Linked DNA regions of Homo sapiens: region 1 is linked to region 2. A link is a loop called in an ENCODE intact Hi-C map of the cell type or tissue named here. Cell type or tissue: PC-3. All regions are shown on one strand. Links, peaks and the distances in the headings refer to the core of each region. The heading gives the core; the rest is flanking DNA. Region 1 overlaps MSI2 (musashi RNA binding protein 2). Region 2 overlaps MSI2 (musashi RNA binding protein 2).

Evidence for each region. A loop is a pair of places that touch in the nucleus more often than their neighbours do. Peaks named below come from ENCODE experiments on the same cell type or tissue, not always from the same donor. Only the 100,000 strongest peaks of a DNase experiment are listed, where the experiment ranks them.
Region 1: it touches region 2 in a loop (5-fold over the local background); 9 of 110 quality-filtered maps call a loop at or near these places.

The regions. Positions count from the first base shown.
Region 1 is chr17:57,415,951-57,432,265 of GRCh38, reverse strand. All of the region lies in intron 6 of MSI2 (musashi RNA binding protein 2), which reads right to left. Among named protein-coding and RNA genes, the nearest start is that of MSI2, 170 kb to the right of the region's middle. RefSeq lists enhancers at 7,144-7,438, 9,322-9,501 and a silencer at 9,272-9,472. In PC-3, for the core only: a CTCF peak has its summit at 12,145 (motif pointing right); DNase peaks (open chromatin) are centred at 7,275, 9,335 and 11,985; H3K4me3 peaks cover 410 bases; H3K27ac peaks cover 6,625 bases.
Region 2 is chr17:57,365,208-57,381,522 of GRCh38, reverse strand. The region is part of intron 5 of MSI2 (musashi RNA binding protein 2); the gene reads right to left. Among named protein-coding and RNA genes, the nearest start is that of MSI2, 120 kb to the right of the region's middle. RefSeq lists an enhancer at 1,310-1,964. In PC-3, for the core only: no CTCF peak of the experiment used is centred there; DNase peaks (open chromatin) are centred at 9,192 and 11,192; H3K4me3 peaks cover 817 bases; H3K27ac peaks cover 2,911 bases.

The DNA.
Region 1 (16,315 bases), core at 4,220-12,219, 52 kb before region 2:
TCCTGGCTCCTCGGGGCCTCACACACCCTCTACGTCACAGACAAGGAAACTAAAATCCCTTCCAAAGCCGAAATTCCGTGATTCTCATCCACCAGAGCCACATTAAGTGCCTGGTAATTCAATAATTCAATTAAGACAGCTCAATTTTTTTCAAGCTTAATATTTAATGGAAGGGTTATGAAGTGCGACACAACTCGGCGTGATTAATAGTTACAATTAAAGGCTGAACGTGTTGAGGGGAGAGAGGCACAGATTACTGGGAACACATTTGTGCTGCAAAGGGACAGAGCAAGTTGTACCTACAGACTGGGGGAAGCCTTCTCTTCATATTCCACACCGCCGCCAAATGCCCGGTGGAGTCTGTGCTGCAAGGGGGTGTTCTGTCTACAGAACCAACTGGCTGACTTGCCCAAGTGCAGGTGGACACTGGGGGCAGAGAGTGAAGTGGGGTCCCTCCCAGCCTCCCCAACAAATCAGAGCTTGTTTGCTGCAAAGCTGGAATGAGGCCCACCCTGATGGGGCCTATCTTCTTGCCACCACAATCAAGTCTTCCAGAAGGCAAACAGGTAAGGGGAGGAATGCAATCTGCCAGACAGGAAGATGCAATGGCTGATCTTGGACAAACAGCTCCAGGGGTGGCAGGAAGTTGTTTTGACATCTGTCTTCTCACGTCAAAGAGATCCTCATTCCAAGACCACAGGTGCCTCTGGCCTCCAGTAACCCACATGCAGGTTATATAAAAGACATGCCGCACCGACCATGCTACAACACAGCTGGCCTTGGGACCCCCAAACCTACCACCTGCCTCTCCCTGTAAATTCAAAGGAAAGCATGGACACTCACAATGCAAGGACACAAACAGCTCATTTCACCTGCGACCCATTTAACATCTAAGGACATTCCCTGGCTGTGCTGCCAGTTCGGGCCCAAGGAGCTGGTGCCACCCACATCCTACATGGTGGCCGTTCTGAACCACAGGGCTCTGATTTTTGTGCTCAGGAGGAGCCTGGCTCTGAGCATCAGGGGAGGAGAGAGGGCCGATGCCTAGAGTGCAGCCTGCCTGGGCTCCCACCTGTGAATCTGTGCCAGTTACAGAAAAACTGGGCCTGGAGGGATAAATTCTTCAAAACGGGAGGGTCACAATGAATGGGCAGGAGATACCATCTGACATGGAATGGGTTTCAGCAACTGAGGGCATTTCACCCAATTGTGGAATAAAACACGTGGTCCTCAGTTAAAGGCTTTACAGCCAAAGAGAGAGGAAATGGAATTTGTTTGTTTCTAATTCTTGGAGGAGTCTTCTCCGTGCTCCTAAAATCATAACCAGTGCCAAATTCAGGAAGAAGAGGCGGGCAGGACAGCCAATGCAGATTCTATAAACAGTGAAAACTCCTTCATCTTCATGGTCAGAGGACCCCCTATGCTCTGATTCCTCCACCCAACCACCACCACAGCCTTGCTTCCTCCCACCACCTCTGCCAACTTGGGCCACCATCCTTGGGTCAGAGGGCAAGCTAAGTCTAGAAACTCAGGGCCACCAGCACATGGGCCAGGGAAAAGTGGGTGCTTAGAGATCTCCAGCCTTGAGAAGAAGACAGACAGACAGAATCTGTTGAGTGCAGCCCCGGAGTCTCTCATATGGGAAAATGAGAGGTGAAGAGCAAGAACAAGAAAAATAAATCCAATGAAAATAAGGCCATTGCTTTAGAGGCATGCATATTAACGAGAACTTTTGAGTGAATGAAGGAACAGCTGTCCTGCAGCACCAGCACTTCCTGAGCCCCCATTTGCCAGACCAGGAGTGGGGCAGGGGGTACAAAGAAGAAACTGCCATTCCTGCCTTCAAGGAACTTGCCCCAGGGGCAGTGTGGACACTGATTACCAACACCAGACAACCACATGATAAGAGAAAGAAGGCGGACTGAGATTTGGCTGGAAAAAAAAAATGTTTATACTAATTAATTACAATCACTGATGTGAACTGTTTGCCATTCATGCCTAATTACTGTGCAGCAAAACAATGGTGTTTACCATCAAAAGAGCATCACTTCACTTTGAGGTGAGTTTTCTTCGGTGGCTACAGAATTTCCAATGAATGGGCACTGTGTACTAGTACTCATGGTCACACGCTAACAACCTCAAGACATTGCAGGGAGTTCCATCCTTACAAATAACAAGGCACATATGATTTAAATAAACATCGGATTGAGAATTCACTGTGTGTGAGGTCCTCTGCTGAGGACTTCCATGCATCTGTTTCCCTTAAGACTCCCAATCCTATCAAATACTTTCTACTGAATCACCATTTTACAGATGAATTTGCCCAAGGTCACACACTTGGGAAGTGATGGGGGCAAGAATGGCAGCCAGGCCTGCCTGCTCCCAGTGTCCACGTTCATCACCAGTGTGACAACTGCAGAGTGAATGCGCTCAAAGTGTGGAAGGACACACACCAGAATGCTGGTTCTCCAGGATGAGACCGGAAATTCTCCCTTTTGCTTAGCTATTTTAATTGTTTTTTTTTTTTTTTAATTATCTAATCAATGTGAAAGACCTGAGGGTTTGTTGTTCCGATGGTGTGTTTGTTACAGACTAGAGCTCCACTGGCTATGACTCCCCACAACCAGGAAGCCTAACCAGGGGTGGGGAGGTGGGAGTCCAGGCATGCAGGGCAGGAAAAACCCTTGCTGGTCATCCAGGCCAACCTTCAATGCGCTGCAAATGTCCTTGCTATCTGGTCCCTAACAGATGGTCCTTACTTCATCACAGCCTCCCTGGATGCTGAATGAGTAGACGGAAGCTCCAAAAACATCCAGGCAGGAAGGACAGCGGCAGCAGGAGTCACTGGATGGTCATTACAAACATCACCCTTTGCCCAGTGTCTGGCAGCACATGATCAGCCTCTCCTTTTCTCACTGGGAGAGCAAAACTACTGAAGATAATCTTTTTAGACACACGCAAAACCCCAAAGTTTCCAAAACCGGGGCCAACCTTTTCTCTCCCAGACACCTTAGAGCAATAGTGCCTATTTGGAGGCTGTGTGGGATCAGCCTGAAATGCAGGGTTAAGTCGGCATAGCCCAGGTGCCATCTAGAAGGCCCTCCCCACATGAAGGGAGATCTGCAGGGGTTAGACTGAGGACACGCAGATCCAGGAAGGACCACTAGCTCTCCATGTTATGAAGAGCCAGATATGCTGGGAAAGGTCTTGAGGGCACTAAGGATAAGGACTATGTCAAATGTACTATATTTAAGCGTGGGGGATCTTCTCCTCCAGGCACTCTGGAGTCCCAATGCCTAGCCCTGTACCTGGCCCATAGAATGCATCACAAATGTATACTGATCATAAATATATGCTGGCTGGTAAATATATTATTACTAGGAGAGCAGAAGGCACTGAAATCACAGAGTAAAAAGAACTGAAAGAACTGGGTGTGTTTACCTTGGAAAATGGACAATACAGCGAGGGTGGGAGGCAAAGGAGACCTCATAATTGTGCTCACACAATTCAGCTTCATGGTAAAGTAGATAAAACATGATATTTGAAATTAGAAGACCTTGGTTTGAGACCCAGCTTTTTGCTACTCAGCTAACTTTGTGTGCCTCTAGAAGGATTACCCTCATTCTAAATATGAAAACAGGTAATGAATGTTTCACAATTGCAGCTGTACATTAGGACTTTTAAAAAAAGATGCCCAGCCAGAAGCAGTGGCACACACCTATAATCCTGGGTTCTTAGGAGGCTGAGGTGGGGGCATCACTTGTGCCCAGGAGTTTGAGGCTGCAGTGAACCATGATCAGGCCACTACACTCCAGCATGGGTCCAGCCTGGGTGACAGGGCAAGGCCACATCTCTTTTAAAAAATAAAATAAAATAAAGGCCAGGTGGGGTGGCTCATGCCTGTAATCCCAACACTTAGGGAGGCTGAGGTGGGAGGATTGCTTGAGCCCAGAGATGGAGGCTTCAGTGAGCCACGATCATGCCACTGCACACCAGCCTGGGTGACAGAGTAAGACCTTGTCTCATAAAAACAAACAAAGATGTTCAGATTTTACCACAGTCCTACCATCTAATCTCCAAAGATGGGTCCATGAATTTGTATTTTTGAAAAGCTCTTTAGATCATTATAATATATAGCCAAATTTGAGAACCACTAACATGTATATCAAAGCACTGATATACAAACATTCCTTTGCTCACGTTTTCTTGCTGACTTTCTCCCCACTATCACCCTGTTTTCCTGCTGCATTCCCCTTGCTGAGACAGTGAAAATATCTTTTATATGTCTATATAGCTAATCTATATAATATATAGTAATATCTATGTCAATATATATTAAAGAATTATTCAAAATATGTGGGAAAGGGAAAGAGTTGTCCCACTGCAGAGCTCACAAAGCCAAAATAAGGAACTATGTGCTCTTTAAGCAGGGAAGCAGATTTTTACTCCTGAAATGTTCTTCCTTAAACCATTAAAAGCCGATCAAATATGAAAGATTAAAAGAGATTCCTAACAAATCAAATTTGTCAGGAATACTGCGGATGAGATTCCCATATGGATTGGATGGAGAGGCTGGATTAAATAACTTTGTAATTCAATGTATTAATAATTAATGACATGGCAACATTTACTAACCCCCATATGTAAAGTGTGTCTGACACTTTACGTACGTGGCCTCATTTCAGCCTTAGGACCACATAATGAGGAAGGTGGTTTTATACATTTCATTCATCAGCGGGAGAGAAGTAGGGTCCCACTCATACCCTCAACTGCAACCAGGCTGGTTTCCCCACATCCCGTGAGGTCCTGTACACATTCCTGCCTTTACATTTTTTCTTTTATTTTCTTTTATTTATTTTTTTTTTTTGGAGACAGAGTCTTACTCTGTCACCCAGGCTGGAGTGCAGTGGTGCGATCTCCGCTCACTGCAACCTCCACCTCCTAGGTTCAAGCAATTCTCCTGCCTCAGCCTCCCAAGTAGCTGGGATTACAGGCATGCATCACCACAACTCAGCTAATTTTTGTATTTTTATTAGAGACAGGGTTTCACCATGTTGGCCAGGCTGGTCTTGAACACCAGACCTCAGCTGACCCACCCACCTCTGCCTCCCAAAGTGCTGGGATTACAGATGTGAGCCACCACGCCTGGCCTCTGCTTTTATTCATGCCAGTCCCAACTAGGAGAAACAGAGAGCTTCTCTCAATGAGAAACCTTCGAAGCAATTCAACAGTACCTTCCGTGGGGGCACCCCGGCTTCAGCCTGGTGAAGAAGTGATTTTAAAATTTAGAAGCCCTGGCTCCAGTGGACACCCGCATCTCCCATTTCCCCAAGAGATGGAAAGAGTTTGCTTCCATTTAATCTCTTCCTCAAACACTTCTCTGTCAGGCCATGCTTCATGAAAATCTTCACTCTAACGCTGAACACTGCAGACCTCCATTGAAATAAAGGTTCTGTGAACTCTAAGCCTTTCTCTGGAGAAGGTTTTTATCAAATGCAGATGTAAAAGGTAACAACAGGAGAGGAAAAAGGCCTGTGCCCCAGGCCTGTGCATTTCCAAGGCTGTATGGACACCCATTCATCACCTGCACGAGGATGGGGACACTGTCACGGCACAGTCACCTCAGCACCTGGTACATCAAAAGCACTCAACAACCATTTACTACTGAATGAAAAAAATAAATTAAAATGTATGTAAGATCAAAAACATGTCTACAATTGGGGAAAAGTTGACTCTCAGAGACCTCCTAATGCTAAAACTTTATAATTGGAGAAAAATCCCAAAATGGGTACTGGGTGACTACTGAGTGTAGGGCACTGCCCCATGTGCCGTGAGGACGCACACAAGAGCAGCAGGAGGGAAGAGATAAACAGGCAACAAGCTGAACGTTATCTTAAAAGAGCAATGCAAAATTTAAATAACAATGGTAATGCTTTCACAAGGCAAGACGTAATTGCCAAATGTATTAGATGAAGGAAAAAGTCAGTATTTGTCTTCAGCTATATCCTGTCTAGGACAAAACCGGTATGCAGCTAGGAACAATGATCAAAAACCCATTAAAAATCACGACTAAACACATCCACTTGAAAACATTTTATTTGCCACCATTTTTGTTTCAAGATGACAATCTGAAACAGAAACACAACCCCCGGTCTATCCTGAAACTCTCCTGCATGTATCTCACTCAGTCAAAACCATTTACAACTTCATGGATTATCAGAGAACAGAGAGGCAATGTAACAAGTATTTAAAAGTCAAGGTATAACAGATTCCTCACTCTTCAATATTAAAAAAAAATGTTCCATATGACAAATTTCAGAGGAATGTAAATTTTAGAAAGACTTGGGCACAAAAATCCTAAGACCAAAAGCTCAAGCTCACTCTTATGCTGCCTTAACTGGTAGAAATGTAAATTAGTACAACCTCCCTGTGGGGCAGTTTGGCAATAAATAGCAAATTGTAAAACGTATTATTATCTCCTTATTGTAAATTCCTAGAAGTGGAATTGCTAGGTCAAAAGTATTGCAGGAGCAGGAGAGAAATGCATGCACAAGGGCGGTCCTGCCAGAACTGGCTATAATACCAAACAATGATCATAATGATACTGCAAACAACCTAAATGATCCTAACTAAGGGTTTGCGTAAGTCAATCATAGTGCATCGATATCACAGAAACAATGAAGGCAACAAATATGACCATGTAGGGTACAATCACATGGAAAAATGCCTCTGACATACTACTGACCAGAAAAGGCCATCTGGCAAACACCACATATGATCTCATTTATATAAAAGTGTACACAACCGTAGTTTATATATGTGCAGACAGACCTCTGGAAGCCTACACCAAAATGTTACTGTGGGTTATCTCATGGTGATGAGATGAGAGGATTTGTTAGTTCTCTGTTTACTTATGTATTTAATTTTTTCTAGTATGTCTTTTCGTTTTTAAACAAAATCATAATGCTGTTAAAAATAAACTTCCTTCATTTACAGATCACCCAATTCTGTGCAAAATGTGGGACTTTCTTCACCACTGATCCCAGCAGCTGAGTCCCAACTGTAGTTGTGGAATATTCCAGAATAACTCCATGCAACTCACCTACAACCCTGGCCCTCCCCTCTTCAGGATACCGGGCAGGATTAAATGTGAGAGTAGTGCACTCCGCCACCCTGGGAAGAAAGGCTTTTATAGCCCATGATTTCCAGGCCATTCCAAGTGCTTCCTGAGTCCTGCCCCACCTCCTGCAGGGCCGGATGACTAACCCTGCCCCAGGAAGGAAATGGGGCCTCGCTGAGGATCAGAAGTTGGACCTCATAAAATTGCAAAGCAGATCAGGTGTCCGACTCCCAAGCACAGCCTCCAACAAATCCCAGGAGGGTCTGCTGGGCTAAGCTCCTCCCTCTTGGTTCTAAGCCACCTCATCTGCAAGCAAAGGGATGACACTGGCTGTCCTGGAGTCATCAGACCCCTGCCCTAGAGTCATCAGGCACAGAGGCCACAGGCACCCCGAGAAGGCAGACAGGGGCCCAGCAACTCCCATGGGAAACACTTCCATCCACCTGGCAGGTGCATGCAGCCTCTGGAAACCAATATGGAAGCCACCCCTGAAGCATCAGGAGATGTCCAGAGCCAGCAGCTGTGACACTAGATAGTCATGTGTTAATGGCTCCCAAGCCTCACACCACACAGACTCCAGGAGGCCAGGCAGCAGCTCTGTTTTCCAACTTCTGGAGCTATGAGAAAACTTTCAAAGGATCTCCAGAAGAAGAAGAAAAAGACTGAAAGAGGGAAACCGCAAGTCAGAATTCCCACTCTGAGCCAGACACAGGCTCTTCTGTGCCTCTGTTAAGCCCCAAGGCAGAGAGAACGCTCATCTCCCATTTAGGAAACAAATACTCAGAGAAGCTAAGAGACTGGCTCAAGGGAACAGAGCTACTAGGTAGAAGATCTTCAAATGTATGTCTGATTTTTCCCTCCTCATCCCAGAAGGATACCTTGGAGTATTAGAGAGACTGCATTTTTCTCATCCTGATTCATTTAGTCCTTCATTCTTTTGTTTGAAGAGCTTAACAGAAGACAGCTCCTACACAGGGCTCTCTCTTTCCAGGTAATAACAAGCTCTGAGAACATTCGGAGAGTTCAGGGTTCATGCTGCCCCAAAGGATCTCTGAGAAGAACCAGCCCTCCACACAACCAGCTGGAACATCACAGTGATTGCCCCTGCAGGAGATGTATATAATAAAAATTGAATGCTGCAGCATGAACTTCATACATACTTGTCCTCTTGGTTTATTCATCAGAAATAATTATCTGTGCTTGCTTTCACAAGAGCACATATTTTATAGGGTACATTAAAATTTAATGGATTTTTAATAATATTGTAACTACCGCAAGAGAAAAACTGGAAAAAGCTGCGCCACATGTCTTTGTGGCATTTTGGTGGTTTGGCTCCAGCTTCGCAAAGAAAGAACTCATTTGGTGAGGAGGGGCGGGCAGGAGAGAGTGAAGAACCCATGCAAAACGCTGGGTGGGTATGAAAAATTTTATATTTGACTACTGGCATGAGAGATCTGTGCTGAGGGAGGGAAGTCAAGAAGGAAAGATGACAAATCAACAGGCATACTTTAACAAATGGCAAATTATGCTGGACTTAACCTGACTTTGGGCAACTTGGGATGTAGCTCAGAACAGAAGGAGGATGGTGATGGTGATCCACGCAACAGACACTTCAATTGTGGAAAGGCATGAGCAGGCGCTGGCCAACAGAATAGAATGCAGCTACAGGGCTGGAAGAGATCTGAAATCTCATCCAATGTCTACAAAGCCGAAATTTGTAGAAAAGATAGCCAAGGCCCAGAGAAGTAAGACGAGGCCCAAGATCACAAAGGAAATTAGCAGGTCTTTACATTTCTGTCGGGCTTCTTCTATTACTGTGTGTGGCCCAGGTTAAAAGCATATACTTAAATCTAACTCGAATGGCGAAGATAATGTTCTCAAGTCTTTAATAAACTGCTGGGTTGCAAGCTGCACATTTTTAGCCATTTCTGGGAAATTTAATTCCATTAATTTTCATAAGCCATCCCATGGTTTTTATTTTGATATGCATCACAAAAGATCACTCTATTTTAACTTTTTGGGAAAAGTTTTTTCTCTCCCTATGGGACTCGAACCCACATATCTGAAGGACTCATTAAAGAATAGAGTCCTATCTAGAGGCCAAGATGAGGTGGCCCCTTTAGTTCCTCATAGAAGGCTGCTATACACGCACCCAGTACAGTCATCTGGAGCCTCCTGAAGTGTCACCAGTCCAGAGACCAGTGTCTATTTCTGGACAAAGAAAGAAACCCATGGTGCCCTGCCACCAATGATGCATCCACAGCCAGGCTGACTCACCCATTCGTAAGTGCACTGCCAAAAATAACACCTTGCCAAAATTACGTTGCCTAATCTTTGACAAAGTAATATCCAAATTAAAATGAAAAAAAGGCTTAAATGTCAAGTGATGATGGTGATTTACGCTGTACTGATTTATATAATGCGCCACATCTCAGATGGGCCAATTTTTCCATGACATCAAAGCAGACCACGAGCAGGGTTAGCGGTGACAATGATGGCTGGAGAATGAGCATGGGTCTGGAGTTTGCTAGCCCTGGACTGAGCGCTCTCTCTGTCCCTTGGCAGCTTTGTGCCATTGGGCATGTACTTTCCTGTCCCGGACCCTCATTTTCCTCACCTGTGACAAGACAAAAGAATACCTACCTCACAGGGAGACTGTAAGAATTACCCATTTATCTTTTTTTTTGAGGCTGAGTCTCACTCTGTCACCCAGGCTGGAGTGCAGTGGTGCGATCTCAGCTCACTGCAACCTCCGTCTCCTGGGTTCAAGTGATTCTTCTGCCTCAGCCTCCTGAGTAGCTGAGACTACGGGCACCTGCCATCATGCTCGGATAATTTTTGTATTTTTAGTAGAGATGGGGTTTCACCATATTGGCCAGGCTGGTCTCGAATTCGTGATCTCATGATCCGCCCTCCTCAGCCTCCCAAAGTGCTAGGATTACAGGCGTGAGCCACCGCACCTGGCCCCATTTATCTACTAATAAAAGCAGTTCGTGTAGTACCTAGTACACAGTGGAGATGCAATTAATGAGAGTTATTATTTAAAATACCTGGTATTTACTATCACTAAATACGATTTGAGTGGATTGATAGTTCCTTTCAATTTTCATATGTAGAACTATAATTGTAAAGCTGTGTAACATTTGATAGTATTAAATATTAAACCACTGTGTAATTAAAGCCCAAAATGTCAAACACTGCAGCATAAACTACCTGACAGGCCTCCAAATGCCCTTTCACCAAGGTGTGATTTCTATTTATTTTGCTTTGTTGTTATTTTTGTGGTTTTGAGATGAAGCCTCACTCTGTTGCCCAGGCTGGAGTGCAGTGGTACAATCATAGCTCACTGCAGCCTCGAACTCCTGGGCTCAAGCGACCCTCCTGCTTTAGCCTCCCATGTAGCTAGGAGTACAGGCACATTTTTTGTACAGATAGGGTCTCACTATGTGACCCACACTGGTCTCAAACTTCTGGCCTCAAGCGATCCTCCCCACCTCGGCCTTCCAAAGTCTTGGGATTATAGGCTTGAGCCACTGCACCAGGACTATTTATTTTGTCTCAGTAAAAGTATACTGTGCCTGAGGAGAAGGAGGAGGAGGAGGAGAATGAATGGGGAGGAGGGACAGAGGGAGAGAGGCAGAGAGGAAGTCCACCAGTAGTCTAGAAGGTTCTACATTCCCAGGCCTTGTCTCTTACTGTTGCCACCTTCAGGAAAAACCTCTCCTTCTGATCTACTCCGTCCTGTGCAAGCATCAGGCCTTCCACACGCCCCATGTTCACGCCCTACATACACACACAAGCTGTAACTATCTACAGCTGGAGATACTCCGTCAAAGTAATCACATGACCTCTCAGTGTCAACATGCGCTTTGACAGAGGGTGAGGGGACTGCCACGGGGCCATTAAGCGTGGACATTAAAAGCGCTGATGGAGCCAAAACACATTAACCTGTGGAGGAAGCCAGGCTATCAGCTGCAGCTCCACCGACATCATAAAAAGTAAAGAGGCCTCAGTAAGGGAACCAATATTACAGCCATTGATATAAATTATACCTCAGAACAGGGGAGAAGGGGGTGGGGTATAAAAATGGAACAAGTTCAAACTTCTTTTATTGTAATAGTCTCCAGTCGAGCATAATCACCAAAGCTATAGTGCAATACGATTGCCAAAACTAGACAAACATCTGTGAGATGGATTCATCTCAGAGGGGAGGCCAACAGCTTGTTATCATTAAAGCGGCGATGCTCGCTCTGCGCCTGAACTGCAGGCCGCCTTGTTACTGCGTTTGCGGAGGCAATTGTACCAGATGTTGGCAACTATCTTCAGATAGATGACAGACACCTGCTGTTGAGGAAATTAAGCTCCTCATTGGCCTCTCTGATTTGGGGGTGGGGAGGAAGAAGCAAGAAAAAGTGACCCTTCCAGATAGCCCATGGGACAGGCACTAACCCAAGAGGGTGGTTGGAGCTTGCCAGATGGGCAGGCCAGCTCAGCTCCTGGTGTCAAAGACCCAAGAAGGGCCCACGGGGTGCTGGTGGAAAGATGGAGAAGTTTGGGAGGAATCTAATTCAGGCTGGGAAAGTACGGAGCTCTGCGCCGACTCCCTCGGCAGGTTGCTCTTGGTAACGGTCTCGGAGACTCTTCAAGAGATCCTAAATTTGAAACATGGCTATGGACATTAATCATCATTAAAAGCCAAACAGGCAATTTTCAAACCATGTCATGCTGACTCAGACAGAGACAAAGGCTCCAAAAGTGGGGGAGAGCAAGGACAAGAGAGATAAATACCACCTATGCCACCATGGACAAATAAAAATCGTGAGAGCCCATAATTCATTTTTCAGACTGCCCCGAACGTCAGTCGCTAGTTATTTGAAAGAAATGATTCATTCCAAAGTTGGCAGGGCTGACCCATGTCTACCTTGCTGGAGGGTGGCCTGTGAGAAAGATGCTGATAAAATGCAATCACCTGCGTCCTGGACCCTAGAGGTGCAACCTGACTCCTTTTCAGCAGAGGGCAGTCAACAGAGCTACCCCAGGACCCAGCAGATGGGTTCAGTCCCAGAGCACTGGTGATCTCCTTACAAGGTCGTCAGATCATCTTGGCCTTCCATTATTTCTGGGCAAGTAGTGATTCTCCTTCCTCTTGGATTATCAAATTTGAACCAGGATACCCCATACTTGATTCATTCTTACTACGATTACTGACACAATCTGACACCAACACCGACAACTGTCCTCAGTGAGAGGCAGCAGTGCGGACTCAGGGGCAGAAGCAGGCCCAGCCAGGGTCCACGGCGTCCTGACCGAAGAGACCAAGGTCAGAATGTTATTCATGAGCCTCAGTTTTCTCATCTGTAAAAGGGTCTGCAAAGCCCCTTCTAGGTCTACACAGCTAACAGCCCTAACCTGTTCTCATCACAACCAAAGAAATTAGATGGCTTGGTGCAGCTAGTTGAGAAATGTACTAGCTGGCTGGCACAGTGGCTCATGCCTGTAATCCCTGCACTTTGGGAGGCTGAGGTGGGTGGATCACCTGAGGTCAGGAGTTCGAGACCAGCCTGGCCAACATGGTGAAATCCCTTCTCTACTAAAAATACAAAAAAAAAAAAAAAATTAGCCAGGCATGCTGATGAGCACCTGTAATCCCAGCTACTCGGGAGGCTGAGGCAGGAGAATCGCTTGAACCTGGGAGGCGGAGGTTGCAGTGAGCTGAGACTGAGCCACTGCACTCCAGCCTGGGTGACAGAGTGAGACTCCATCTCAAAAAAAAAAAAAGAAAAATGTAATAATTGCGTTAAAGCCCAAGTTTTCTACCTCTACTGGCAGCCCAATTTGGGGGTCACTCTAATATTTAGCCACAAAACAAAATGGAACGTGCCTTTTTAGCCTGTAATTAAGGTTGTTTCATGTCCTTAACCAGTAAGAACTTCTTTGCTCTATTTAAAAAAAAAAAAAAAGAAAACCTCCATACTTTAAAGTTCCTAGGACAGAAATGACGAATTTTCAGAGAAACACTTAACTAGAGAATACAGAAATCAAGGCATCAATTTAATTTCACACTCTACCTGCCTTGGACTAATTTGTGTAAATTACATTTCATACTAAGAACCTCAGCCCACGTGACCACAATGGAGAAATAAGCAGCTTGCATCAAATTGAGTTTTTCAGTTATAAATATAGAGCTCTTTTTAGTGTGTGAATGTTTAACTGAATTTTCAATAAAGGTTTTATATAAAAATTTCCAAGTGTTAATTTCCACCATTTTCATTGACATGTCAATGTCACTGGTTTTTTACAGACCTAAACAGTGCAGATTAATCCATGTGGATCCATTTTTTCCTCTTTTAGAAAAGTGATTACCACCAAATTCTCAGCTTATAGATGTGAGTGAGCAGAGTCAAGGACCCGTCGCATAAAGCTGCATAAAAGTTCCCACTTTGGCCTTCCACTTTCAGGAATGTGGCCAGATAAGTGTTGCATGACGAGCAAGCCTTTGCACACGTTTGTGGGTACAATCCTCTAGCTTGTGGCTACCACGTCCACACAGAGCACCTGTCCTTGAGCAAGAGCACCCCACAGCCCAAGAAAAAAGCAAGACCCCAAAATGATCATTCCTTGCCTATTCACTATAACAAACCTTATGTGACTGACAGGGGCTTATGCCTGCTCTTAACTCTCCCTAGTCCTTATTATTTGCAGCTACTTACTCCAAAAGATTTTTCCAAATATCTTGGAGGGATGGCATCAGACAATACAATGTACCTTTCTGACATGTGCCTACATTAAAAGGATGACTATTTCAAATGAGCATAGCCATGCCCCTAAAGTTTATTACTGATCCTGAAAATATCCTCAGTTCTATGAAATCGCTGCTTTCTTTGAGACGTCAAGTTGACGACTAGGACTGTCTATAACAGGGGATAGCAACTTACGGCCCACAGGCCTGCTGCCTGTTTTTGTAAATAAAAGTGGAATTGGAACACAGCCACACTCATTCATTTACATATTGTCTATGGCTGCTTTTGTGCTACAACAGCAGAACCGAGTAGCAGGGACAGAGACCGTATGGCCCACAGAGTCTAAAATATTTGGTATCTGACCCTTTACAGACAAAGTGTGTCAAGCCCTGCTCTCTATGTACTTGGAGCTACGAATGAGAGGAGGAATAATAACAATGACTCTGTAATTCCTAGACACAGGGAGGAAGGAACAATTGTGAAAATAAATGGTATTTCTTTTTATTGCCTCTTTACAAAAAGGCATCTAGAATCAATACATTTGATTTGGGACACCTGATACAGACTTTCAACCAGTGGTTAAGTTATGGGTTTAGCAGAAAACCACTGACTTCAGCTGTCATTCTGTCCCAGGTGCACCTGATCCATCATCTTTGTCCATTTCCTTGGGCGGCCAAATCCCTTCATGAGCAGATCCCAGGTTAATCACATCCGGGAGGCAATAATGAGACTGAATTATAACTGAGACACCCTGACTAATGTTCGCTGAGGTTCTTTCACATTGAAAAGATCACATCTACCGTTCCACTCATGGGTCAAACAAGCAGACCTGCCTTGTGGCTTCTTGGGGGTTGAGGGGTAAGATCTCAGGGAGGAGACTGAACATGGCAAGAAGGGGAGCATCTGTAAAGCCCTGAGGTGCATCCTCAGCAGTCAGCATCTCTGGGCAAGGTGAATGCAGGCATCCAGATGTAAACTGCCTCCCTCCTTGCTCTGCAGCTGATGACAAAGTCAAACTCACGATTTCAGGTCCATGGAAGTGAGCCCTCTCCATGTGGTTCTTTCCAAAATGGGCAGGGGCAGGACTGTGATATCCAGGGGTGTGTGGGGCAAGTCACACTCTGGGCTTCCTCCTCTCCTCCACCTACCATGGCAACACTGGTCCTTTATGGAGCCCAGAATAAATGTCTGTCAAGCACCTTTTCCAGGTCAATGCTCAGGCTGGCATTGAGGCACATGAAGACATGATCTGCCTTCAGCGGCCACCATAGGGAACAGCCGAGTCAGCTGAGGGAAAGGATGGGAGGCCTGGGAGAGGAGCTCCACAGCAGCAACCACCGTCCCCACCTCGCAGTGACACTGGCAGGCTCTCCATTTGCTATACCACACTGCGATTCTGCTTACCACCATCTCTGCTCCTTGACCACAAGCCCCACATGGGTGGGCACCCCACCTCACCCATCTCTGTGGCCCCATCATGGTGCTTAATACCTAGCTTGGGTTCCTGAATGCAAGGATGGTTGGACAAGCACAACCACCTTAGGACCTTTCAACAGCAGCTGATAAGAGACCTTCTTCCTCCCCCTCCAGTTGTTCCCATGATCACCAGCATTCTTAGAGCTCCTGAATGTACTGTCGTCCAGCCCCCCAACCCCAGGAACTCCCTTAACTAACCTGAAGGTCTCCCTGAGTGTAGGCTGTGAGGCAGATCAGCCACACTCAGGTGTCTAAGAGAAACCAGCATAAGCACCCCCAAAAAGGGCAACAACAAACTGAGACGCTCTTTGAGGGAGTGGTGCATTGTAAAATATGGGCGGACACACCCTTGTCAAGAAGGGATGTCACAGACAGTACGAGAAAAATCCCAGTCCACGAGAAGGCAGCAATTTCTATCAGAACAGGCCTTTTGAAATAACTTGCAAGTGAATTACAGCGGCTGCTTCCTATGGGAGGGAAAATTATTTCGGGCGGCTTCCAGCCCCATGTGCCTCCTTTAATTCAAGTCATATGCAAGAAATATTTATTGAGGGTGGAAGTCTCCCCATAGGTGTGTTTTAAGATCAGGCCACACTGGAGCACTCCAGTTAGCTTTTTAAAGCTGCCTTAAAAGAACATTTTTAATGCACCATCTCCTTTGCTTTGAACTGATTTCTCATTGCAAACAAACAACCCCCTACAAATATCTGCTTTCCTCTGCTTCTCCTCTGGTCTCGGCTGCCAGGCAAGCACTGAGTGCTTGGGGACACCACCATTAAGATGGTGGTTTTCAATAGAAACTTGGCATTTATCATAGTGAGAGTATTATCTTCTCAACAGAAGCTGACAATTTGTCCTATTCCTCCCTTGAGAGAATCCAGTGAGATCACATTTGCTTCCCCTGCATGCTGTTTCTCCTACTACAACATTTCTTTGCCTGGAAAGAAAATATTGTGACTCCTTGCCATATTCACTTCAT
Region 2 (16,315 bases), core at 5,360-13,359:
ACCAGGGGGAACAATAAGGTAACAGGTTCTAAAAGAACCAGCAGAGGCCATAGGGCTAGGAGGAGGGAGGGTCACTGCCTTGGGGAGGGAAGAAAGCAGAAGAGGCTTCAAGGAAGGGGAGATATTTGAGATGAGCCATTTAAAAATGGGTGGGTTTGGCCAGGCACGGTGGCTCACGCCTATAATCCCCGCACTCTGGGAGGCCGAGACAGGCAGATCGCTTGAATCCAGGAGTTCAAGACCAGCCTGGGCAACATGGTGAAACCCTGTCTCTAAAAAAAATACAAAAATTAGCCAGGTGTGGTGGTACACCTGTAGTCCCAGCTACTAGGGAGGCTGAGGTGGGAGGATCATTTGAGTTCAGGAGGTTGAGGCTGCAGTGAGCCATGATCATGCCACTGCCCTCCAGCCTGGGCAACAGAGTAAGACCCAGTCTCAAAATAAAAATAAAATTGAGAAGTAAATGGGTAGGGTTTTCCAGGCAAAAGAAAGGGAGGTCAGGCCAAGGAAGAGCCACTGGTGTGGGAGCTGGGGGTATGTGTAAGATGGGGGTCAGGGGAGCCAGAATTCCAGGCCAGGACTGCTGAAGACCCCCTGAGAACCTGGATGGGGGAGCACAGACAGACCACCAGAGAGAAAGCCAGAAGGATAACTCGATGCCAAGATCTCCATGGGTAACAGGGACATCAGCACACACAGAAGTGAGAGAAGGTACACACCTGGTGGTGTCAGGTATAGGACTAGCCAACTACTTTACCCTTGGTGCTGGAAGAGTAACAGATGTCCAAATTCAAAGCACCCAGGTGCTCACAAAAGCAGAATCCCCCTGCCCTCTTAGACTGTTGGTATCTAGAAGGCAAAACCCACATCCACTTGGTTGTTTGGGGGTAGGGGGCTGAAGGACTAACCCTTTAGTCCAGCACATTTCACCAAGGACTGTCTAAAGACCTCACTTTGAATAAATCCCAGTGGGCACTTACAGGTCCCCCAGCTTGCCCCCGCTTCACTCTCCCTGTTAGGAGGCCAGAACGATGGGGGCCTTCCAAGTTTCTAACTTGCTGACAAGCACCGCTACTAACCAAAATGAAAGTCTGGGTGGCTCTGCCTCAGAAGCCGCCGCTTAGAAACCCAGGGGCACACACTCCACTCAAGTTCAGCAGGCCTACCTTCCACGGTCCTGCCCAGGCCGCCCGCTGTGGGTTAAAGACTTGATTTACGCACGCTCTGGGGGCTCAGCATGGACCAATTCCAGACGTAGAACAGGGCCTTAACCAGGTGCTTAAGATGCAGGGCACAACGTGGTTAATGCTATTGTGGGTGGCTCCACAAAGACATGGGTGCGTTTCAGCAAACAGCTAATAATAAGAGCGGGAAGAGGGGAGAGGTGGAAACAGTCATCCTGGCATTGGCTGGGGTTCATCCTCCTCCCACCCCCTAGCACGGCACCTCTGTGACAACTTGCTTCTATCTCCAATTAGCCTATTTTCAGCAGCCAATACCCAATATGCTAGGCCTTCTATTCAAGAGCCTTTATCTAACATGCACATACTTTGCAGAAAAGAAAAAGGAAAAGGAAAACAAAAAAAAGAAAGAAAAGAAAGGATTTCTAAAGTGGCCAGGCCAAAAAACAAAGAGAAGTTGGGAGGGGTGGGGAGTCACCGTATTCGAGAACAAAGAAAACTCTGGAAACCCCTGGAAGAGCACTGCCTGCCTCTTCCTATTAAACAATCAAGAGCTGACCGGGTGCTGAACGCATAGCCACTGAGGAGGGTTAAGAGGGCGAGGGGCCACTCCAGGGGCCCCACTTCTCTCCCCACAGCATCCAGCAGGCCCCTTATCGCCAGCCTGCAGGACAGCAGGGGCCTCTGCCTGTTTCAAGAGGGGACTGTGGTGAGAGGTAAAAGGGAGGAGAAGCCAATCCGAGAAGTAACTTCCTGATGGCCGACAGCTGACATTCTTAACTGAACACAGGATATGCCAAGAAAGTATCAGGCCTGGCTTTTCTCTCCCTGATAGATGACAAAGCAAAAAAAAAAAAAAAGAAGAAAGAAAACGAAAAAACAACCACAGCCACACACATCTCATAAATCACGACTTTTATTGAAGGCTTCGCCACATAATAGCAACAGTCAAATTGAATAAAGACACCCTTCCATAAAGTACCAGTGAGAGACCACATCTCCCCCAGCCCAGGGTGGGCGGGAGGGAAAACTCAACCCTGACTCAGAGAAGGGTTTGGGGAAAGTAGATCGAGTAGTAGAGGCAGGTGGTAGTTTTTTTAGGTTTTTCTCAAAACACGGAAACCTGGCAGCCAAGAGAAGTGGGGTGAGCTGAGAGCAGGGCCACACGAGATCACAACAAATGCATGAGGGAGGATGTCAGGGTTTTGTTCCTGAAGGGTCTGGGGTGGGTGAGTTTGATGAGGGGATGGAGAGTGAAATAACAACCTCTGGTCGGTCTGCAGAACACACGCAAAAGAGCAAAAGCGAGATAGACCCAGGTAGGCAACTGAACCCTGTCAGAGGACTGCAGACCCCACACGCAGGCTGATGGCTCACATATAACACAAACTCAGCCACTTAGCACAGGTAGCATTTTGGGCCCATGTCGCTGTGAGAAGAATGCAGCTTCCACTCATTTACTGTCCCAGTCATTCCACATTGGGTGCAGAGTCACAGAGGGATAATTCAGTTTGGGGCAAGTCCTTCCTCATGGGTGGCTGGTTCACTCTGGAACCTTCTCCCCAGTGGACCACACTCAAAGCCTGGTATGCCAACACCCCTAAACTTGGGCAAACTAAGAAATTAAGAAGATAAACAAGAAATGGGCCGGGCATGGTGGCTCACTCCTGTAATCCTAGCACTTTAGGAGGCTGAGGCAGGCGGATGGCTTGAGGCCAGGAGTTTGAGACCAGCCTGGCTAATACGGAGAAACCCTGCCTCTACTAAAAATACAAAAATTGGCCGGGCACAGTGGCTAACGCCTGTAATCCCAGCACTTTGGGAGGCCAAGGCAGGCAGATCACTAGGTCAGGAGATCGACACCAGCCTGGCCAACATGGTGAAGCTCCACCTCTACTAAAAATAGAAAAATTAGCTGGGTGTGGTGGCGTTCGCCTGTAATCCCAGCTACTCGGGAGGCTGAGGCAGGAGAATTGCTTCAACCCGGGAGGCGGAGGTTGCAGTGAGCCGAGATTACATCACTGCACTCCAACCTGGGCAACAGAGTGAGACTCTATCTCAAAAAAAATAATAAAAACAAAAAACAAAATTTAGCCGGACATGGAGGTACATGCCTGTAATCCCAGATACTCAGGAGGCTGAGGCTACAGTGAACCAAGATTGTGTGCGCCATTGCACTCCAGCCCGGGACACGACAGAGCAAAACTCCGCCTCAAAAAAAAGAATGTCCATAATGCCTTCACTTTTTTTTTCTTTTTTTTTTTTTTGAGATGATGTCTCGCTCTGTCACCCAGGCTGGAGTGCAGTGGTGCAATCTCGGTTCACTGCAAGCTCTGCCTCCCAGGTTCACGCCGTTCTCCTGCCTCAGCCTCCCGAGTAGCTGGGACTACAGGTGCACACCACCACGCCTGGCTAATTTTTTGTATTTTTAGTAGAGACGGGGTTTCACCATGTTGGCCAGGATGGTCTTGATCTCCTGACCTCGTGATCCACCCGCCTTGGCTTCCCAAAATGCTGGGATTACAGGCGTGAGCCACTGTGCCTGGCCATGCCTTCACTTCTGAAGTGGGATGGAGCGAGTGGAAGACAGGTTCTATCTAGTTCTATCCTCCTTCTCCTCTACTACTCATCAAAACAAATTAGCTTTTTTTTTTAAAGTAATGAAGAGCAAGGGGGAACAAATGAATGCATGTCTTTCCAAATTCTGCCATTTGCAGAATCCAGGGAAATATAGTCAAATATATCAGAAGTCCTTGTTGTAAAGATGATGACTTCCATAGGGCAGGTCACTGAGAAGGTGAAGGGGCATGAAGCTCTAAGCACAGGAGGCCTCCCTTCCAAAAACACTTGCTGGACTGAACTGTGGAGAATCCCTGCTCACCTGGGCAGAGCCCCAAATTCCCTGTCCTTTCCCCGACACAGAATTCCAACTGTGGAGCCAGCCACAGTGATGCAACACATGAGGTGATGTAACAGGGCAGAAGGATATCTAAGGAAAGAAGTGGATGCCCTGATTCAAGTCAGAGTTAAAGATTAGCAGACTCGTACCTGAGGGAAGTCAGGCTTGGCTCATTCCTTCCTTCTGAACTGACTATCCCAAGTAGGTTAAAAAAGTATTTGTGGGCCGGGCACGGTGGCTCACGCCTGTGGTCCCAGCACTTTGGGAGGCCAAGGTGGGCAGATCACAAGGTCAGGAGATCGAGACCATCCTGGTAAACACAGTGAAACCTCGTCTCTACTAAAAATACAAAAAATTAGCTGGGCGTGGTGGCGGGCGCCTGTAGTCCCAGCTACTTGGGAGGCTGAGGCAGGAGAATGGCATGAACCCAGGAGGCGGAGCTTGCAGTGAGCCGAGATCGCGCCACTGCCCTCCAGCCTGGGGGACAGAGCGAGACTCCGTCTCAAAAAAAAAAAAAAAAGGCACTTGCAGGTCAACGTGACACCCAGAATGACCATGTTCTTCCCCTTTCCTGGGTCGGGGGTGGGAGGAACCCAGGGGAAGGTGGGATCTTATTGACATGCAGGTCTTGGCAGCAAATGTTGCCCAAAGGCAAAGGGCAGATATTCTCAAGTCCAGAAAGCAACTGAGATGCCATATTTTCCCAAAAGAGGAAGACGCTATTTCTGAAAGGCTAAGTTTGAGCCAATCAGCTGCTCATAAACAGAAAACTCTTCAAAGGGGTAAGGAAGACAACGGTGGGCCTCAGGATTTTTATTTCTGCTGTCTACCTTTAGGAGAATGGAAAAATCACAACCGAAAACCCAGATCTCCAGTCAATCTAGCAGAAGTTTCTCCAACTCCAGAACACGGGGTCATGAGAAGTCAGGGTCTCACCTGCCGTGCTTGGCCCATTTGACTGTGTGCCCTTCAGGGGCTCCCTACCTAGGCGAGAAGGGATTTGAGCAATGAAAACCAAGTCCAAGTGGACACCAGCTTGCACTGAAGGAGAGGGCAATAAATTGGATCCAGACCGGGATAGGGTTCCCAGACCTGCTGTCTGCTGGCTACTTGGCCCTGAGCAAGACTCTTCATCCCTTTGAGCCTTCGTTTCCTCATCTATGAAATGGGACATTTCCAAAGTATTGTATACCTTTTCTCCAGGGATCAAATCAGATTCTATGTGAATGTGCTTTGCCAACCTGAAAGGGCACTGGAGGTATCAGTCTTGACGACCTGCCAAGCAACTCACCCACCACTTGTTCAAACATGTGATTTTCCTATCTCAGACATCCTGTAACAGGGCCTGAGGGGAAACTGGAGAGAAGGAACTCTAATCCCACATTGGCGTCAATAGCCGATCACCTAAAGCGAGAAATCTTCTCTCAGGAAGATAAGGGAACCCACATATCACCTAATTAAAGCAAGCAGCTGCACACAAGTTCAAAGGCGGGACAGGCTGACTCAGCCTGCTGCTCCTGGGCGGTCAGAGTGAGCATCGGCTAACGCGGCCTGGGGTGCCTTGGCTACAGGAACAGACATCTACCTGTAAGGGCAACGCGAATGAAAGGAGAAGGATGGGGGCAGGGGAGTCTCGTCATCCTTTATCTCTAAATTTATCTCCTATTTGCACTCAACACCACTCCCCATTCCCCGAAATGGCTGTATCTCAGAGTCCCCCAAATATGTTCACTCAGAGTGGCCTCTGTGCCTCCATTCTTGCTGGGCAGGCCTTAATAACACTGCCTGAAGTCATTATTGAATTCTTAAGTAGAAGAATGTGATAATGTTACATCATCATCTCCTCCTCCTCCTCCCTCAACTATTCCAAGAAGCTCTGGCTGGCTTCACAGCCCCACTCCCCACGCCGTGATCCCATGGCTTCCATGCTGCCTGGCATACAATCCTCCGTATTCCATCACCATTTCTACTCGCTCAGAAATTGTTTCCTGGCAAGGCTTCACCCACCTGAATAGGAAAATAAATGCCTCTGAAGACAGAACTGCATCTTTGCCTCTTGAGTTTCCTCTCCTCGGCTCCTGGCTCTATACCACAAAGCAGAATGTTTTACAAACAGCCACGGGGGAAGTGCGGCTGACCTACTTGACTAGCTAGAGGCCTGGGAAGGCTGCTGACCACCGCTTGTCAGAGGCTTAAATTTGCTGATCACTACACTTTGTGCCATCTCTCGCTCCATTTTTGACCCTCTATCTAGTGCTCTCTTCCTTCTTCTTCCATAAGTCTGATTTTCAATGTAGTCATGCTGGATGTTTGTGGATAAGCCTCACCATTTAGTAAAGATGCTGCATTAACCCAGGCAAATCTAAACTCAGAGCTGTGTGAACACCAAGCACTCAGCCGCCACACCAACAAGCTGGCAATGACCAGGAAGAGCAAATAATGATGTTCGATCTGTATGGGGAATGTTCAGGGATGTCCTGAAGTCTCACTAGAGATGCTGAAGAGATGGAAACCAAGATGATCATTCCCATAGCAGGCAAGACTAGTGCTCTGGCTGCCATCTTGCCTAAAGCACATCCCAAATGTCAACTGGACATGGAATAAATGCTAAGTGGTCTCCTTGCTAGATCAAAGATAAGCATTTATTTATTTATTTTTATTTATGAGATGAAGTCTCACTCTACCGCCCAGGTTGGAGTGCAGTGGCATAATCTCGACTTACTGCAACCTCTGCCTCCTGGGTTCAAGCAATTCTCCTGCCTCAACCTCCCGAGTAGCTGGGATTACAGGCGCTGCACCACCATGCCCAGCTAATTTTTTGTATCATTAGTAGAGATGGGGTTTCACTATGTTGGCCAGGCTGGTCTCGAACTCCTGACCTCAGGTGATCCACCTGCCTCAGCCTCCCAAAGTGCTGGGATTACAGGCGTGAGCCACTGTTCCTGTCAAGCATCTTTTTAAATTTTGGATTTTGAGGGAAAATGTAGGTTCCTCAATAGTATAAGGTAAATAAAACCAGGAAAAGGGCAGGAAAAAAATATTGAGGAAGTTAAAGTTTTAGGGACAAATATCAGGATACAAGTTCAAGGGCTAGAAAGGGAAACTTCAATACTCAAGTTGGAATTGGATTTGAATTGAATTTCAGTCACATTAAGTATAAACTACCACATACCACTTATGCCTAGGGTTGCAAAAATGCAACAGGACTTCAAATGATATATCCTAAAACAGTACAATGTAGTGCTGCCACCCTATTGACGCTATGTTTCTGCATATAGCTTCTGTCTTTGTCTGTCTTAAATTCTGGACAATTCTCTAGTTGTCTGGCTGCTTTTTTGTTTTTGTTTTTTGCTTCTCTGCCAGTCTACCTTGCATGGCCATAACACAGAACTGAAGTCTATTTCTTATCATTTGATCTGTTTACTAAGTAGACATGGTAAATCGGTCCCCATCATCCAGTCCAACCTCCTCGCCATAAGCCTTTCTGTTATGCAGGATCTGGAAAATTAAGGAGTAATATTCCAGGTTCCCTTGCAGCTAGGTATGAAAGGGAAAGTAGTATATTCTGTACTTTAACTATTTCCCCTGGCAACATGGCCAGGGAGGTGTTAGGTTATTCTGCAGCAATATCCTCTGTCTCTACTGACTAGTCATGGAGAACCTATTTTGCTGGAGATCACAGCAGGACAGTGGCAGCCATGGAGGCCTTCGGATGGGGACAGTGCGGCTGTGGTTCTGAACCTGGCAGCTGTAGCACCATCTTCCCAATTTGGTGGGGACTTCCAGATGACAGAAGAGACAGTAGGTATTTGAAGACCCAGATCTGCTGCATAGCTCTGAGGGCTGTTCCCAAAAGCACAACCTAGAGGTTTCCGTGTATCTCCTGATGATTTCTGGAAGCATTTTAATGCCCTCAAACAAATTCCTTTCTGCTTAAACCAGATGGGAGTGGATTCAGCTCTCTGCAACTGAAACTAGACTAACACACGGCCTTTGTTCTTGTTTTTAAAAAATAGATCAATATCTTCATTTAAAAAGAAAAAAGGACACAAACTAGAACCTGAAATCTGTTTTGTTCCTAACTGGCTGATTGACCTGGGGTGAGGCAATTACTAATGTTTGTTGGGCCTCAGTTTTCTTATCTGTAAAATGAGAGGGTGAAATTTGATCTCCCAGGATCTTAACACACCTAATATTTGGTGATTTTTTTTTTTTGACAGGCTGGAGTGCAGTGGCGCAATCTCAGCTCACTGCAACCTCCGTCTCCTGGGTTCAAGCGTGCCTCAGCCTCCCAAGTGGCTGGGACTACAGACACACACCACCACGCCCAGCTAATTTTTGTATTTTTTGGCAGAGACAGATATGTCTCTACCACTATGTTGGCCAGGCTGGTCTTGAACTCCTGACCTAAGGTGATCCACCTGCCTTGGCTTCATAAAGTGTCGGGATTACAGTCGTGAGCCCCTGTGCCCAGCCATATTTGGTAATTCTAAATCCAGATGCCCTTTATTTTCATAATTCTGAATTTATTTTTGCAGTCAATTAATCAATACGATCGATCCCTCTTGGCAGGAAAAAAAAACAAAACTGTCCTCATTCTCATTGGGGTGGCGGATTTCAAATCACATTCAGAAACACCAGATTGCCAGGTAAGAAAACTTCATTTTCAACTGGAGCTGGACATCTCCTTTAAAGCGTGAATAGGGGCGATGAACAGTACACCCTTTTATAGTTTCTTCTAGAAAGGGGAACACTACTATTGGTTTCTGTATCATTTATATTTTTTACAGCAGAAAGTATTCATTGATAATAAAATGTGTAATAAAAGAAACAGAAAATAGGCACAGCTTGTTTTCAAATTTCTGTTCATCTGTAACTTTTTTCCTCCAAAAAGAGAAAACATATCAATATGTTGACTATAATTATTTCTGTGTGGTGAGATCTCAGGTTTCATTTTATTTTTCCTACTTTTTGACATTTTCCAAATTTGCCACATTTGTAAACCCAAGCGGTAAAAAGACAGCAGGAATCTTCCTCATTCTCTTCCCTCTTCCCACATCTGTGGTGGCGGTTTCTTGGAACAGTTACACTGAAAGTTCTGATTCAGAGGAAAACTATTTCCATCTTCAAACTTGGATAAATGTTAACCAAATAAGATACACAGGTGGGTAGGTCAGTGTGTTGAAGATAAGTAGGTAAGTAAACAAATAAACCCGAAAGAGAGAGCTTTGCCAAACTACACTGAAGAGGGCTGTTTAAAATAAGCAATTCAAGTTGATCCAAGAAACCCCAATCTTTTTAAATTAAGCCTTCCCCTTCAGCACATATAAAAATGTTTACCATAAACACATCATTTTTACAAAAACAGTAATTTTTTTTAAATTAAGTTAATCTCTCAAACTTTTGGTGAGGTTAGAAAATAGTACCATTCTCCTTATCGGGAGGGCCAATGTAAGATAAAAAAAATTTTAAGAGATTATATATAAGTATATATATTACAAATTTTTTGATATTGTAAAGGAGATTATATATCTCATATATATAAGCTCCTTTATATATTTTTCATATATATTTATATGTAAAATCTCCTTCAAAATATCCATAGCCTTTAACCCCAAAATTCCACTTCTAGGTAAACATATTAAGGAAGTGATCAGAGATGTTGCTAAGGGGTTATGTACAAGGATATTCCACAATGTTACTTATAATAATAATAATAAATCACTAACCAGCTAACTATTCAATAACAGGCTTTGGTCAAATAAAGTATAATTGTAAGTCACAACACCACATAGACAATAAAAACCACAACATAAAAACAGTGAATGAGGAAAATATGATAAAGTTATAAAGGCAGGTTAGCCAATGATTTGTGTGTGTGTGTGTGTGTGTATACCTGTGTCTCTATATAATTTTTTGCCCTTTTTTTTTTTTGCCATGAAAAAGGACAGAAAAAAATGTACCGAAATGTTCATAGCAGTTATCTCTGAATGGTAAATAGTGGCGTTGGGGGGATTTTTACTTAGTTCTTGCAGTTTTCCAAAATTTTCCCAAGTGTTTGTGATTGGAGGAACATGGCAGAAGCAGTAATCAATGTTCTAAATAAACAAACTGCCCAAGTCTCTCCTTTCTGTAAACGTCTAAGTTGGAGTTAAAAACATTTTTATCACAGACCAATCTCGTAATTTTACCCCATCAACTGGCTGAATGGAATAAACATTACAACCTTGCCATGTTTTGTGGCTGGAGTGGTGTTTTATTCTGTTTTTTAATTAATTAATTTGAGTCACGAGCATTTGAGATGTATCTATTTTACGGGGCTGAAATTTACATTTATCTCCTTTTTAAAAGCCCATTTAGCAAATTAACAAGAAAACAGCAACACTCAGGGAAGATACTGAGCCTACTGCATGCGTCATATATAAAAGAGCGACTATATAATTGACCTTACAGGATTCTCCTGCGGATCAAATCAGATTGTCTTGTAAGGAACTCTGGAAAAAATAAAATGCTATATAAGTCACAGTGAAATATTAACATTAACATTTAAAGTCCAGCTGTTTGGTGACTTCAACACAGGGTTTCTTCACTCTAATAAGGCCATTCATGTCTGAGCACCAGGGATCTGTGCATCCTGACCCTCAGTGCAAAGCTGTATGTGGCTGTGTTGTAGCGCAAGTCTCTGGGTAAAGGGTCCATAACTTTCCCAGCATGATCCCTGGGCCCAGTCAGGTTAGAAACACAGCTCACAGAGGTTAAATCCATCACCTGGTGCTGAGGAGTGTTACCTAGCCATCAAAGCAGGCGTAGCAGAATCTCAACTTAAAACCTAACAGAAACATCTTGTGGTCAACTGGCCATCATTGAATCCCAGGAGTCTCATTCCAGTCTTAGGACTAACTCCTGATAACACCCCCAGACCTGGTCTCTGGGCAGAAAAGAACATGAGAGAGCAACAGAGGCCACAGATGGGACAGCAGCCTTGGGTCAAACACTGGAAGGCAAAAGGCCTTTCCAAAGGGCCCTTTCTTGCTACCAGGACTCTGTGATATTGCAAAACAGAATGGCATTTCTTCTATTTGGAAAGATATACGTAATCCTACTCTTTGCTGATTCACACTGTCCTTTTCCACAATCTAGCTGCATTTGTGAGGTTCTGCCTAAATGTTTAAGATATTTCGATTAAAAACGCAAACAGCAGCAACAATCACAAGACCTTAGGCACCAGGGCAGGCCTGGGCAGGAAAGAACACACAGATTCCCCTTCCACTAACCTCAGCTTTCACGGCTACTCAAACCAATGGCTTGAAATTAACTCACTCAGTTAATCATTCAAACTCATGGGCTGGGCAAATTTTAACGTTTCATTGTTGGTTTACAATTAACCCAGCGACAGTGTTTTAAGGTGTTTGATTTTTAATTAGTCTACTGATTTGCCAGTCTGGTTAACAATCCTTTATCCCTGTGCCCTTTATTCTGTCTTCTATTCTTGTTAAGAAATGAAGAGCAGAGATTACTCTGGCTCTTTTCTCCTGGAAACCACTCCAGACTATGGCCCCTTCCTTTCCCAGGGACACAGGATATGGAGTTAAGAACAGAAGGCATGAGGCCTGAACACCAGGATTCTGTGTGACCTTGGGCAAATTAAGGTAACCTCTCTGTGCCTCTGTTTCTTCATCTATAAAATGGGATGACAGCTTTTACTCACAGGAACAGCGTGACCATTAAATGAGATGAGTCACAAAAAACCCTCAGATCAGCACCTGGCACACATGTGGGCCCTGGGCCCCTCTTTTCCCTTCCTTAGTAGTTCAGAAGCTTTACGATTTCTTAATCTGAACATGTCAGTATCTTCCTTTGCAAAACCAAGAGCAGCTGAGAAAGTGTGTGCCCCATGGAATACTTTCTAGGAACAAAACCAGAATGAATTATTCATCAACAGGAGGGTCCCTTTCCCTGGCAGATTTAAGCATGCCTATTAAGTAAGGTCTGTCCAACCTGCTTTATTCCTAAGAGGACAAACAGGCTCAAAGACTCAAGACCCTTCCCAAGGTCATGCTGCTTAGAATCCAAGGTCCCCGAGCTACAACTGGCTGCCCCTCTCATTATGCTGTATTCTTGCCCCTTTCCCCACTGTAGGTTGATAGATGGTGTAAAGAAGGAATGGTATGTGTCCAGTGACACCTGCTGCCATTCTGGCATAGCTGACAGGGTGGCATAACCCTGGCTTGCTGCAGGACAACTGTGACGTCACTCTCAACAAAAGAACCGAAAATGGTACAAACAGCACCCTGTCATTCCCACCACCAGAGGTAAACAATGCTACCAACCATCAGTAGAGCAAAGCACACCTGGGAACTAGCTTCACCAGTATTTCCATAAACCTCACCAAATGACTCTGAGATGCAGCCTATTTTGGAAATTCCCAGTAGAAAAAAATCTCATGGTGAGGCCAGGGTGACCCTATTTCTGACCCCCACAGACTGGGGAGGAAAAGCTGACACACTGATATTTCAGGCATGCCGTTCCTTCCTTCTAGAATGCTTTTTCCTTCCTTGTCTCTCTGGTAAACTTCTATTCATCCTTCAAAACCGAGGTAAGAAAACCACTTGTCTTGAAAGCCTTCCCTGACAATCTCCTCTCCAGCTCACTCACAAGCACCTGTTATCTACCCCTAGAGCTCTGCCTACCTTAGTACCTAGCATATAACTTCAACTTGCCACTTATCTGCCGATATTCTAATTCTGCGGTTCTGAAAATCTTTGATGTCATGACACCTTTTCCCTCTTAAAACATGAGGACCACCAAAGAGAATTATGTGTGTTATATCTCTCAATATTTATCATATTAGAAATCAAAATTGAGACTTTTTTGTTTTTGTTTTTTTGGAGTCACAGTCTCACTCCGTCACCCAGGTGGGAGCACAGTGGTGAGATCTCTGCTCACTACAACCTCTGCCTCCTGGGTTCAAGGGTTCTCCTGCCTCAGTCTCCCGAGTAGCTGGGATTACAGGCGCCCACCACCATGACCAGCTAATTTTTGTATTTTTAGTAGAGACGGTGTTTTGCCATTTTGGCCAGGCTGCTCTCAAACTCCTGACCCCAAGCAATCCGCCCGCCTCAGCCTCCCAAAGTGCTGGGAGCCTCCCAAAGTGCATGAGCCACCACGCTCAGCCAAAATTGAGACATTTTTAAACACAGAAATACACATATTCCATTAGCCACCAGAACTATGATGTCAACAGAGGTCATGTAGCCTATGAAAAATTCTACTGTATATTCATAAAAGGATGAGAATGAAAAACACAAAGTCTTAAAATTATTATTTAAGAAACTTCGTCACAGACTCTTTGAAAGGTTATCAGGAATGCCCAGGGGTCCCGAACCACAATTTGGGTACCACTGTTCTAGTTCATTCATTTAGCTGCTTGAGGACAGGGTCTTTATCTTACATATGTCTGTGAAATGCTTTTGATAACCACCTAAGACCCAGGAACCCTACAAAACCACCTGTGGCTCCCCATCACTGGAAGAGAACTTGCGGCACCCTCCGTCTCCTACCCAGGCCTCCAGGATGCCACACAGCTGTAAGAGGGATGGCCTGGTGGCAGCATGGTACCTCTACACACACAGGCCTTCACAATGGCAACTCCAACCCTCTCTCCCGGAGTGAAGCATCTCTGCAGATAAGCTTCAACTCGGGGGATGAGCACTCATGACATTTATTTATAAAAGGTTTCTCCCTGGAGAATTAAGGGTACCTTGCAGGTAGGGATTTAAGATGCTCTGATTTTCTTTCCACTGATCCCCCTTAATAAGCCTCCAGGGAGGGGCCCAGGAGCTCGGTCTGCTGTTCCTAAGCTACAGGAAAAGCCTGAGGCAGCTTTGAGGAAAGGGGCTGTTCCGGCCCAATGGGGCAGGCCATGGAACCAAAGGCCTCTCCAAGGCCCAAGAGTCTTCCTGAATCCTCAGCCAAGACAACAACATCACAAGGACCAACCGTATATTAACTGCTCACAACATATACCTCATTCAGTTCAGCTGAGATCCCTTCAGAAGGGAAGCAGATGGGAGACACTCCAGACCTCCCCCATCTACTGAGTTAATATTCCACTTGTATCTCCTGATACAACTTAAAATTTGAAGGAAAAAAAAACATTTTAATCACAATTCAGAAAAACACACCCACGCATCTTGTTCACCAAGCGTGAAGCCATTCCCCTCAGTGTAGCTTCGTCTGTGCTCTCCAACAGATAGTGGAGGAGAAGGAAATGTCATTTTCATACCAAAATGCTGCCTCATTCTTCCCCTTCAGGGCCCCTACCTGGGTGTGTGTTTGCAAGTCTAATTTAGATATCACTATTTGTATACACTTTCGAGCTTGGAAAACAAGCCAATAGTTCAGAGGAGCCAAGGCAAACTCAATCTGACAGCCACAGCCCTGACGGCTGCCAAGTCTGATTGACTAGTTGGATATATTTAGATAGGAGAGAGGAGGGGGATCAAACACTGTTGTGCCTCTGAACTCAAGAATACTGTGTTGGTAACGACAGACTAGCAAATAAACAGCCAACAGCCATTCAGCCACATCATCTGGTATCCCAGGCACAGGATCCTCGCCTCCGTAAATTACGTGCAATTTCAAAAGCCACCCACGCTATGGCAAAAATAAATAAATAAAAGGCAATTAGAAAGGGTTCTGCAGTGGCATTCCCCACAGCTACTCGTTAGAAATAAACAAACAAATAAGTAAATATGATCTGTTCCTTGGCTGTCCCCACCTCTTCGCTCCTCCCCTTTGCTTTCCTGTTCCAGGACAACCCGTAGGGAGCAAAGACAAGGCCAAGGGTACCCAGTGAGGTCCTGAGCCCTGGCTGCTGCTTTTGCAAAGGTTCTGTTGTAAACTTGGCCCTCTCCACCTCTACTATATGTGTAAAAATAAAAAGTTAGGGGTTGTCTCTCATTTCTTCTTTCCTTCACGGGGTGGAAATTTAAGAGCAGCATGTGGTCAGAGTTATGAATTACAGAATGTGTCTCCAAGTCTCCAAGTCATTCAAACGTGTGATCCCTTCAGGGGAGGGAAGAGGCGTGAGAAGGGCCCAGGCTGGGGGAGACAGATGCTGTCCAGCACAGAAACCCACCCCACCGGTGGTCTCGGACCTGGGGCCAGCAGATTTACCTTCAGTCCACCTCAACTTCCCCAACTGAAAAGTTGGGATAATAATAGCCAACGCTGGGCATGGTGGCTCATGCTTGTAATCCCAGCACTTTGGGAGGCCGAAACGGGTGGGGCTGCTTGAGCTCAGGAGCTCAAGACTAGCCTGGGCAACACGGCAAGACCCTGTCTCTACTAAGAATACAAGAAAATAGCCTGGCATGGTACACAACGGTGGTCCCAGCTATTCGGGAGGTTGAGGTGGGAGGCTCCCTTGATCCGGGGGAGGCAGAAGTTGCAGTGAGTCGATATCACACCCACTGCATCCAGCCTGGGTGACAGAGCGAGACTCTGTCTCAAAAAAAATAGTCAACATTGGGAAGATTCATTTACTGAGACTCTACTATGTGCCACAATCTGTAGAAGATACTGAGATACATCTAGGAATAAAGTAAGGGTTAGACAAGATGGGCTGTATAAGGTTCTGAACAGCACCAGGTATACTGTCCAGTAAGTGCACAATATGTGGAAGCTCATCTCCCAGGACAACATTCTCTGTTTGCTCATTGCCAGCCTTTCTCACACTATCTCCTCCCCCACATGGCCTTCTATTGGGTCTTCTGGTACACTGAGCCGTGAGCTCACTATCCCCTCTGCCAAGAAGGCTCCTCCCATCCCTCCTAATGCTAAGTCATTTCTCAGAGAAACCCTCCTAATGTCTCCCAGTAGACACTCCCAGGTCACCCTCTACCCTGCCTGCAGAACACCCATCCCAACTTGTACTGATACAGCTACTCATAGGATCCGTGCAGTATCTGTTCCCCACACTTTCCTGTGAGCTCCACGCAGGCAGGAATAGTGTCTTCCTTCACCACTGAACTTCCCCTTAGCATTTAGAAAAGCTAAGGTACCTAATGCATATTTGTTGGTAGAACAAACGAATGGATGAAATAACCATTTAAAGTAGGTAGCCCAGATGTGCTCAACTGCCTCTCCTCCAGCTTTAGAAACATCATGTTTCACAGAACTAGTCCCAAAGCAAGGTATATAAAAAACCATTGTGCCTCAGTTTTCTCATCTG